Linked DNA regions of Homo sapiens: region 1 is linked to region 2. Evidence: chromatin contacts called from ENCODE Hi-C data. All regions are on one chromosome and are shown on one strand. Each heading gives the region's core, a stretch centred on a gene start or an enhancer-like site at or near the end of the contact. The rest is flanking DNA. Distances are from core to core; before and after follow the strand shown.

Region 1 (5,557 bases), core at 1,314-3,813, 91 kb before region 2:
ACCATTGCGTTCCAGCCTGGGTAACAAGAGCAAAACTGACTCAAAAAAAAAAAAAAAAGATGGGGGTCTCACCATGTTGAGGTTTGGAGGGTCTCAAACTCCTGGCCTCAAGCAATCCTCTCACCTTGGCCTCCCAAAGTGTTGGAATTACAGGCATGAGCCACAGTGCCCAGCCAACTAAAACTCTTATATATTCCTGATGGGAATGCAAAGTAGTAGTCTCTTTGGAACACAGTTGGGTAGTTTCTCATTAAGTTAAACAGATTTACTATACGACCTGGCAATCTTACCTCTATATATTTTCCCAAGAGAAATAAAAATGTATGATGACACCAAAACCTGTATGCAAATGTGTAGAGTCCTTGGCATGTAATGTCAACTGGAAACAGCCCAGACATCCTTCAATAGGTGAATGGTTAAACAAATTGCTGTATATCCACACCATGGAACACCACTCACCCATAAAAAGGAAGGAAGTACTGATACATGCAACTACATGGATAAATCTCAGGATCATTATGTCTGGCGAAAGAAGCCAGACTCAAAAGGCCACATCCTGTATGATTTCATTTATATGACATTCTGGAAAAGGCAATGCTATAGGGACTGAAAACAGGCCATTCATTCCCAGAGGCTGGAGTACGCCGAGCAGCTTATCTGACAAAGAGGTGCAGTGAGTTTTTGAGCTGATAGAAACCATCTCCATATTGATTGTGGTGGTGATCACTGGACCAAGCTGATGGAAACCACATACATTTGCCAAAGCTCTCAGAATGGCCACAGAAAGTCGGAATTTTTACCATATGTTAATTGTATCTCCAGAAGTGCGGGACACCAAGCGCCCCTTAGCCATATGACCTGGGCCAAATGATTTAATCCGTCTGAGCAGCAGCTTCCTAATCTATAAAAAGGGGATGACAATAAAACCCACAGACTTTGAAGGATCAGCTGAAGATGTACACACACACACACACACACACACACACACTGTGTAAAGGGATGCATAAAACATCCAGATACAGCCGGGTGTGGTAGCTCATGCCTGTAATCCCAGCACTTTGGGAGGCCGAGGTGGGCAGATCACCTGAGGTCAGGAGTTGGAGACCAGCCTGACCAACATGGAGAAACCCCATCTCTACTAAAAATACAAAATTAGCCCAGCATGGTGGCACATGCCTGTAATCCCGGCTACTCGGGAGGCTGAGGCAGGAGAATCACTTGAACCTGGGAGGTGGGGGTTGCGGTGAGCCGAGATCGCGTCACTGCACTCCAGCCCGGGCAACAAGAGCAAAACTCCATAAAAAAAAAAACAACAACCCAGATTCTCGGAGCACTAAAACCTGTCCCCAGTCCCAGGAACCAGCTGGATGCACCACTCAGCCACTCCAACGGAGGCGAGGCCTCCTTCTCATGAAAGTGTAGAAATGGCCATCTTGAGAGAAATGGCTAAACAAGTCCAGCCCCCAGTGCTTGGTGTGGAGTCACGTCACCCTGGCACACCTGGCGGGCGGTGCAGAGCACAGGCTCTCAATGGCAGCCAGTGAGGGCACCAGGGCTGCAAGCCCCGTAGGAATGCATGTGGGGGAGAGGTGCTCTTTTTCTTTGCAGAGTGGAGCAGATTCATTTACACCCATGAGGCTTTCTTTGGTACTGAGTGCTTTCTGTAGGGTGGGGTCCCTTCCAGGAACTTTTCACAGCCTGGGTGTCTGAACAGCAACCCTACTGCCACAGGCACTACTAGCGACCCTGTTGTAGACAGGAGGAAACTGAGGCCCAGAGAGCAGAACTCACTTGCAGGGGCTCAGGAGTAGTAAGCAGCAGGGCCAATCCTGGGCCGTGCACTGGTACTGGCGTTGGCAGTGGGATCTGCGGGCTCCTTTGGGGACATGTCAGACAAGTAATGGCATCCATCACAAGGGTCCAGATAGAGCTCTGAGGGGAGGCTGGTCTGAGGCCCAGGGCCAAGGCACCCACCTGGAATGAGCCTGAGGACAGCAGGTCCCTGAGCTGTGTCAGATGCTTAGAGAAGGCAGGCACCCTGGGCGGGTTGTGTCACCCTCTTGCTCTGGCCCTGTGAACCCTAAGCTCGCTTTGCTTAAGAGAGGGAGGCTTGGCAGCTCCTAGAGGCCCAGGCCCTGGCTGAATTTCTCCAGGGTCCTCAGAGGGTGGGGAAGTGACTGGGCAGAAGTGGGAAGGAACCAGCCCTGCGCCGTCGCCCGGGCTCTTGGCTCCTGCACCCAGAGCCGTCCGGCAGGGAAGCGGCAGGTAAAGATGAATCAGTGATTCAGGGCTGCAGGCCAGGCACCAGGCCAGGCTGTAAAAGTTATTGTGCAGCATCACAATGGAAGGCGGGGGACACAAATAGCATCCGAGGGAAACTAGTGGCCCTGACTTGGAAAGCAAACCTCTCTGCAGCCACGGGACCCCCAACAGCAGCCTCACAGAGCCTGCCCCGGCCACCCTAGTCTGGGCTAACTGTCCTGCCTTCTCCTCCAAGATTCCCTTGCCTGGGTCCCTCCTCCCTCGGCCTCACCACACTCCTCTGGGGACCCTGTGCTTGGACTCCACCCTTTCCTGTCCAGACCACTGTGAAGGCCTTTAGTCACCTCCTAGAGAAGCAAGATTTTCAGCCCTGGCTTTCTACCCCCACACCCTACAGTAAGTAAGATAAATTACCCACCCACCACCTGCCCCCACTTCTCTCCACGGAGCCTCGTTCGGCCTGTGGCCACTCATGTCTGTTTCTAAGGGAACAGTCAAGGGCAAATCAGTGGAGAAGCTGGCCTGTGCTGGCAGGGGTGCTGCAATGGGGCTGTGCCCCTGCCTTCCTGCACTTCCTGCCAGGGAGCCACTCCATTCTTTTTTGCCATCTCCCAGGCCGGCCAGGGGACAGGGTCGTGTTCACACAGTGCTAAGGGAACACGCTGACGTGTGTGACATCAAGAACTCCAGTGCCCACACAGCCCGAGTCCGGATGGTGAGCTCCAGGGAGACCCAGCAGGGCTGCAGGGGGAGCACTGACTGAGCCCATGGGGGAAAGAGGCTCCTGCCGAGCCCAGAGCCCAGAGAGCTGGCCAAGGGGTAGGGTTAGGAGGGATGGAGCTGGGGGCAACAGGCTAGAGAAGAGACAGCTGGGGGTGGGAGGATCTCTCCAGGGTCGTCTCACAGCACCCAGCGGACTCGCTCTGTGCTGCTGCAGAGTGACTCTGACAGTCAGAGCCAGGCAGCCGGGGACAGGCACAGAGCCAGACTCCCTTCCTCCTCCCCCTCCCTCTCGCCGTGCAGTGCCTACTCAGTGCTGGGAGGCTCTGAATGGCACGGGGATGGAGAGTGTAACAACAGAGCGTTAGGGCCCTGCCCCAGTCCGGCAGGAAGCTCGGTCTGGTGGGGAGACCAGCCCAGGCAGACACAGCAGTGCATGCACTGGGCACACCCTGGCTCTGGCTGGAGGGCTCAGAGGCCTCAGGGCCTTCCAGCACTGGTCTCCGTGTCTGAACCCCCCATGGGACAGGATGGGAGCTGCCAGCAGAACCAACAACTCAGTTCCTGGTAACTCCAAGTGGAGATGGGCAGGAACGCTCCCAGGAGGCGCATCAGCAGTCAGAACCAGGGGCTTGGGCCTCAGGAAGGCAGGCTGCTGGCCAGGCCCCCTGGACTCAGGAGACCAAGGCCAGGACGTTCACCAGGGCCAAAGAGAGCAACACCAACAGGGCTGGGCTCCAAGGCCGGGCCGCCTCCCCTCTAGCTTCCCAACACCAGTCCTCCCTGAACATTTCCTTCCAGGAAGACAGGGGCTATTAACTACGTCCCATCCGATTCACAGGGACGTTTGAAATCAGGAAGGAGTGTGGGTTGGATCCACGTTTCTGTTCATACCAGGCAGGCACATCGGAAGGCTCACGGTCAGAGGATGCTGGGACAAACGCCACGAGAGGTTCCTTTTTGTCTGGCTCACCCAGAAGAGAGGCTCCTCTCCTCCCTTCCCTGCAGCACAACGGCCTGGCTGGCACCCAAAGGGCAGCCGGCATGGGCTGACCTCAGAGGAGCAAGGCGTGTTTGCAGCTCTGCCGCTCACATCCACAGTGGCCATGACAACAGGTGCAGCACCATCCATTAAAGCCCTGTGTCATTTCACTTAATTCTCACAACGACCCCCGGAGAAAGGGACTACTATCCCCATTTTCCAGATGAAAAAGGAAATTGGTCCTTAGAGTGATCATCCACCCAAGGCTAGTGACAGGGCTCAGATTGGAACCCAAGGCCCTCCAAGATCTCAAGTCACAGACAAAGAAAGCCCATCTCTGACTTGGCAGGGGAAGGGGGAGGTCACACTGGGAGAGCTGGATGTTGATTCTGAAGGCCTCCCCCAGTAAACCGCTCCAACAACAAAAAGGGGCTTTCTGTACATTATCTGCGAAAAGCCAAGTGAGGGGGAGGGAGGGGAAAGCAATCAAAGCAAAGATCAATTGTGTTGCAGACAATGTGGCAAGAAGACAGATCTTGCTGGAAATTCCTTCTGACTGGACTCTGCCAGGATCAGAGTATTTTTCATTCCAAGATTAAGCAAAATTCTTTCCCTGTCATAACCTCCTACCCATCTGTGTCCAAACTCCCACTATCATTTTTACACCGTGCACATTTTAAAACCTGTTTTGCAGCTTTTTCTCTGTGTGTGTTAGTTGACGCTAACCTGCCTCCAGCTTTAAGAAAAGCAGAGAAGCACGAGAGGCCCCAGGAGGCACCTGGGCTGGGTGAGCCTCAGGCTGGGACCCTGGCAGGACAGTGGCTGGGGTCTAGGGCAGCTGGGACCCTGCTTGCTGGCAGGGGCAGCTGCAGCCGTGAAGCTCAGAGACCCCACGGCCTGGCCTGGACAGAAATGGAAAACAGATGGGAGAAGAGAATGGGAATTTCTTAATAAGGGATTGGATTTGGGAAGTGAAGGGCGAGCAGAAACTAGGATTGTGAGGTCTCCTGGTTGGGGTGGCTGTGTGGTGGTGCCATGTCGGTGGGAGAGAGAAGCCAGTCACTGGGTGGTGGAAATGGTGGTGAAGAGGTGTTTGGTGGATGGGAGGAAGCAGGGTAGGGTCCAAGCCTGTTCAATGAGAGGGGTCAACAGCATACACAAGGGAAGGAGCCCAGTCTGGAGTAATGGATTTGTGGGAGAGAAGTCTCCCGTTGGAGGGGGGAGACTGAAGCCATGGGAATGGGTGAGTTCCACCCAGAGACAGACCCAGGAAGAGAGCCCAGGAAGAGAAGGAAGCCAAGGGCAGGGTTCCAGGGGCTGCTGACTTTCAGGGCAAGCCAGCAAAGAAGATTGGGAACCAAACAGTTAGGAACATAAGAGGGACCGGAGATGTAGCATCATGGAAACCATGGCAACAAGAGCAGGCAGCAGCACTGAACGTCACCAGCGGAGACTGCCGTGAGATGGAACCAAAGTCCTTGACTTGGCAACAGGGACTTCTCAGAACAGTTTCAGTGGCCTGTATGGGTGTTAGGAGGGGAGGAAGGAGCCAAGTGACCCGGGAAAGTATTTTTTATGCATTTTCCTACTGAC
Region 2 (6,018 bases), core at 2,234-4,733:
CTCCCAGTTTATGGCACATGCAGGCAGAATTACAAATCTTCTAACTGCAGTTATTAGAGGTGCATATTTCATTACTCGCAGCATTGCATATTTATAATTTAGCGGTGTGTAAAAATTTATAAAGGCACAACTAGTGGTTGGTTAATGACAGCCACCGTGGCAGCCCATATTTCGGGTATTTCTCATGTCACAGCAATCTGGCCTGGAACAGAATGCCACATGCATAAAACAGGGGATGAAAAGACAGGAAATGGGCTGGGGGCTTTATGACAAAACCGTTCCTAGACTCACAAAGGTTCTCCCTGTTATTGTCGGTGAGAGGTGAGCTGCTCCAAAAAGGGAGAGTGGGGCCAGGTGCGGGAGGGGATTGAGGAGCATCTCTCTGTGGGCAGATGCACAGAAGCCCAATGCCAGCCAGGCTTCAAAGAGCAAAGCTTTCTGATGGAGAATGATTAAGGCAAGAGACCCCCCACCCCCACCAAAGAGAAAGCAGTCGATGCTTTTGCTGTATTGACAAATGCATAATTTTGTCTTGGAAAAACAATCCCCCTGCCTTTCCAAAAGTGAGTCCTAAAATAGCTGCCTTTCAAAGACCAGCGTCCTGATCGAGTTTTTATTCATCCATGGCTGCAGATGAGCCAGAACGAGTCCTGGAAGTTTACCCCCGAAGCCACAGCTCTGGTCTCACAACTCATCAATTCCGTGTGCTGGATGACAGGGGGCCAGGCCCAGGGGCCCGAGAAAGCCTGCAGCCCGTTCCAGAGCCCAGAGCAGCTTGGCTCAGGGTGGGCTGGACAGGTGGAGGCCTCTGTGCTGCAGGAAGTGAGAGCACTTGCTGGGTAGCAGGAGGCCAGGCTGCCCTCGAGAAGTGGGCTAGAGAGAAAAGCATCTCTGCAGCAGGCATCCCAGGAGCACCCCGGACCTGGGCGCCCCCAGCACTCATCATGTCTGTCCCAGTCTTCAAAGATGATGAATGGGCCTTGGCTTTTTCTGTCCTATCCATGCTGTGGGGAAGAGGTGAGCAGACTCCCCCGAGATCTGGTTACATCCAACATGAACACACTGCCTGGCTCCACACAAGTCATCTGAGGGGCTGGCTGAGCCCAAGGCACCAGCACTACAGGCTCACAGGGATCCTCCCCGGGCCCCACGGGCAAAGCCCCTCAGTCATCAACAAGGGCTGGGAAACTATAAGACTCCTTTGTACGCTCCACCACAAAGTCAAGGAAGTTGATCAACAGAGCCATCTATTTTCACTTGGTACAACAATTAGAGCAGATCTGTATTTTTCCAAACTATCACCCTGAAAAAGTCAAACCACATTACAAATCAAAAAAGAATAATTAAAATCTACACCTCTCGCAATACCGCAGGTGAAGGCAATTACAAGGCACTTCTAATGAGCAATTTACGTAATTTAAAAAGTCAGACCCATAATATGCAAAGAATGCTTCAGATGAATTACTGCCGGGTGACTAGGTGCACTTTGATCCTTGTGTCTGGCCCCTGCTGGCTGTGGCTCCTCTGTCACCCTCACGTCATATTTCTGGGCTCCTGGGTAATAGCCATGGAAGATTTTCTGCATAAGCTCAGACTGTGACTCATATTTAGAAAGTGCATTTAATACCGACTTGCATAAAGGATGGTGGGTAATTGCTGCTAGAATCCAATGTGTGTGTTGTATCTCATCTATGATATGCAATTTAGAAGCTATATTCTAGTAAGAGAACTTTATGACTTGCTGTCATGATAAATAAAAGTTTATGGCATAATGGAATTAATATTTACTTTGAGTGCAACACAGACTATGGAAATAAAGTTGCTCTGGAATCACTTTAAACCAGGAGAGTTTGCAAATGTCACCAACGGACAACACGACACTTCCTCTCATTGCCTGCCAATCATTCACCATCTTTCAGGGTTCTGCTTTAATCAATATCTATACAATTTTTTTTTTTTTGAGACAGAGTTTTGCTCTTTGTTGTCCAGGCTGGAGTGCAGTGGCACCATCTTGGCTCACTGCAACCTCTGCCTCCCGGGTTCAAGTGATTCTCCTACCTCAGCCTCCCGAATAGCTGGGGTTACAGATGCCTACCACCAGGCCTGACTAATTTTTGTATTTTTAGTAGAGACGGGGTTTCACCATGTTGGCCAGGCTGGTCTCGAACTCCTGACCTCAGGTGATCCGCCTGCCTTGGCCTCCCAAAGTATGGGGATTACAGGCGTGAGCCACTGCGCCTGGCCTCTATACAATTTTCTAAACAATTCATGGAGTTAAAAACATTGATGCTGGATGTGATGCAGTAAATGTGGAAGTGATCTGCTGCACCAGGAATGAGCCTGGAAGGGAGGACCAGAGTGGGGACCAGGGTGATTCTGTGCCAGGGTCTAGGGGAGACCCTTGGAGGAAGGAAAATCATGTTTTCTGAGTGAGTCCCTCTAATGCAGCTGTTTTCAGAAGGGCATTTGTGACTCATCGGACATTCAATCTGGTGCTTTATTGCGAAGGGAATTTTTTTTTAAGAATGCTATCTCAAATTCAAATTATACAGAAGCTGCTTGATTCTAAAATAAACAGACAGCAAGCAATTTTCTGACTTTATTCTAAATGATAATTACTTAAGGTACAGGGAGCAGTTGTTCTGGATCTTAAAGGAATCAGACCACAGTCAGGGTTGCTAGGAAGTCAATGACACTTAAGCTTTCGGGGCACCTCTGGTTGCACGGGCCCCTTCTAAGACTCTAGGTCTCATTTTGTGTTCCTTATTTTGTATTGCTTATTCTTACACAAGGTCCTATAAAACTGAGATCTGCCCTGATCAGAAGTCAACTTACATTTCAAAGCAAAATGACACAAACCAAAGAGAGGGGCTAGAAATCCTGTCTCAGTGAGGGGTTGGAACACCTCCTTGTACCCTCTCACCCACAGTCCCTGCTTGTACAGGGCACTGATTGGGCGTGTGTCTCTGTGTGGGGTTGGGGCATTGCTGCCTGAATGTGGCCAGGGAGGAGATGGAAGTGGAGGCTTAATCGGAAGGTTCCAGGAGCCTGAGACACAAGGGCCAGCGTCTGACTCCGGGGAGCCGCTGGCTCATTGCGAGGTTGGAAGCTCTCCGAGTCTGAGTCATGCAGCAGCAGGAGGCAAATTGCCCAGACTATAAACAAGTGGGAGAATTCCAGAGAAAGCCTGGATTACTGGGGTGGTCTGTACCTCCCACCCCCTGCTTAGTTCATATTGAGTCACATACAGCATTACATTAAGGGGGAGAAACTGCTGACAGCACTGGCTTCAGAGTCAAAGGCGAAGCTCTTGCTCAGAGGCTCAGATGATTTCAACAACATTTTTAGATGTACAAAGTATGTTTCATATAAAGAAATCAAGTCATTGTTTCATATACGATTTTATTATGAAGAAGTAATATCTGCTTAATAAAGAATCCATGAAAACGAAGGAAGCACTAGGCAGGGAATCAGGTCTCCCCACCTCCAGCACATATTTTAAAACAGAATTTTCAGAGACTTTGAATTTTCAGGAAGCAGACCTAGAGAGGGGAAGGTACTTGCTTAAGGTCACACAGCAAGTCAGTGGAGAGGCAAGATGCAAACTCAGGACATCTGACTTCATCATCTTGGCCCCTTAGTCAAAGCAAATAGCCTCCTTAGCTCATTGCTACAAAAGGAAACAGTTGAGTCCAAAACCCTTGGGTCTGGTCGGCAAGGGAAGAGAGAGGAAGGAAGGGTGAAATGTTGGCTGCTCGGGACTGTTCTGTCTTAAACATTTTGGTGATTCTCTTCTGAGCCCATTAGGGACTGACTCACCCACGTGTCTGAAATGGTCCCTGAGTGCGTTCCTGGGGCCCTGGATAAGGAACTGGGAGAGCTTCAGAACCTAACACAATGCCTGGCATTTGCTTAATAAAAGTTTGCTGGATAAACAATTTGGTAAATATATATTACAAAATGTATTGATAAATACCTAATTCCCCCAGAGAGAAGTGGTAAAATTCTAATATACAAGAGACCTTGGTAACCTGGGGCCCTTTAGAAACAAAAATCTAGAATTTCCCCTGTAGCAAATGACCGGAATTCCGCCCCTGTAGATGGTGGAAATGTACTTGTGTAGACAGTCCCAGAAGAGAGGGCTGCATGTGGCAGGTCAGGCAGTATTAAGGGTCCCGTTTCTATTCATGGCTCATGGCCAAGAAAAAGATACTCACTGGCCCTCAGAGTAGAAATACATTCCTGGGGACCCCAGGGGATCCACAGGAACTTGTCAGTGACTTTCATAGAGAGGAAAAGACCTGCGGGGTGGGGGGTGGATCATGCATCTCTGGAGAAGGCTAAAATGACAATGCAGCCCCTACTGTTATACCCAGGGATTCCTGATTTGTTTCTCTGATGCTAATCCTACACCCCGCACAGGAAGGCCACCCTCGTACTCAGCCCTGTAGCTTGCCATCCAAAGGCTTCCCATTGAGTCTTCCTTGAGAATCCTTCCCTGGGAGTCCTCTACAGACAGATACCAGCCTAAAAAGGCAACTGAAAAGAATTTACATGGTCTTTGTTCATTTCAGATTATAAATTGTTTGACTCAATTTTATTTCAACTGAAAGGACTACAAACATATATAGAACTGCCGCTGACAAGGGTGATGAGCTGGTATAGGGAATGGGAAGGAATGGTAAACATTAAACCAAATAGATATTGATTCCTGCCACAATGAAGTGACTAGGATTGGATTTGCCCTCCTGCTGTAAACAATCATGAAACTAGACAAAAATATCTGAGGCTACTCTTTGTAGGGATTGTACAACAGGCAGTTCAGGACTGTGGTTCTGCCAGAAAAAAAACACACAAGATAAGCCCCATGTTTGCCCAGCCTTTTGGCCCATTATGCAGGACGATGGGGCACAGCAGCCTAGATTATAGGAGAAGGCAAAAATCAAGAGTTTGGGGCTGCTAAAGCAGCTAGAACTTACAGGTCTGGGCTCTGGAGAGAAGAATCTTGTGCAGAAAGTAGGCCCTAGAAGTCTGCCTGGAGGTACCCTGTGAGTACTTGGTTGAGGGCAGAACTGCCCACATGCAGGGCAAAACTCCATAGCTGTTATAAGACTGAAAGCTAAGCAGAGATACTAGAAGTCATGCAGAGCTGGCAGAGCTTTGAATTCTGGCCAAGCCAGACGAGAGAACCCTTGCTGAGTACCTTGGGCATTTGTTCCCCAAAAGGCCAGGCCTTAGGAACAAGGACTATACCCTACAGGAAAGGCCAAAGCCTAGGAATAAGGGCAAAATAAAAATGGACCAACTCTAATAAAGATTCAAACCAAGCCTGACCAGACCAAGAGGATCTGCCAGTAATTAACTGACCTGCCAGAACAAAATTCAACACCTTTTATAGAAAACAACATAACCCACACTCCCCTACCACATATCTTCTAAAATATCTAGAATAGAGATATACCATGTTCATGGATTAAAATTGGACTACAGATTTAACAAACTCAAAGAGCTTTTTACTCTTTTTGGGCAGGGAGAAATTATTTTTGCAAAATTAGGACATTTCTGAAAATACAGTTTTGTAGCTTTCTTTTTCCATTTGGTCCTCCATCCCCTCTCACCAAGCATTTGGCACAGCTAACCATTTCCTCCTTCTTGGAAGCCCCTCTTCACCTGGCTTCCAGGTCACCATGCTTTCCTGGTTTTCTTGCCCCCTGTGTCTCCATTTCCTTTGCTGGCTCTCCCTTTTTGTCCAGGCAGCTAAATGTTTTAGGTGTCAGGGGTCTAAGTCTTTAGTCATTTTCTCTCCTTTATACTCTTTCTCTCGGTGGTCATCCGTGATTAATGACTACAAAAGTCTGTATCTCTGGTCTGACTGCTCCCCTGAGCTCCAGACATATGTATTCAATGGGCCACTTGACATCTACATCTGAACATCACCCTTGACGTGGCCAAAACAGAACTCTTTATTCTCCCCCTAGACCTGCTCCACTACCATCATCTTCTATCTTGAGGAATAGC

What was found. A loop is a pair of places that touch in the nucleus more often than their neighbours do. Pooled maps may share reads with other maps.
Region 1: a loop to region 2 is called in a map of head of caudate nucleus, with 2.5 times the contacts of the local background. The contact joins the promoter of CAMTA1-AS2 here to the enhancer-like site in region 2. A Hi-C loop is called at or near these places in 6 of 168 maps with a recorded cell type or tissue (astrocyte of the cerebellum, dorsolateral prefrontal cortex, endothelial cell of umbilical vein and 3 more) and 5 of 50 pooled maps.

Annotation. Positions count from the first base shown.
Region 1 is chr1:7,386,760-7,392,316 of GRCh38, reverse strand. It overlaps CAMTA1-AS2 (CAMTA1 antisense RNA 2), which reads left to right and starts at 2,563. Exons shown (of 3, transcript NR_146199.1): 1 at 2,563-2,658; 2 at 2,878-2,977. The region is part of intron 5 of CAMTA1 (calmodulin binding transcription activator 1); the gene reads right to left. RefSeq lists an enhancer at 3,651-4,188.
Region 2 is chr1:7,296,621-7,302,638 of GRCh38, reverse strand. The region is part of intron 5 of CAMTA1 (calmodulin binding transcription activator 1); the gene reads right to left. Among named protein-coding and RNA genes, the nearest start is that of CAMTA1-IT1, 65 kb to the left of the region's middle. Within about 2 kb of position 3,483, at least 14 of the 41 ENCODE cell types and tissues checked have a DNase peak (open chromatin) inside an H3K27ac peak, as active enhancers do; they include endothelial cell of umbilical vein and sigmoid colon, where a contact is called at or near this core.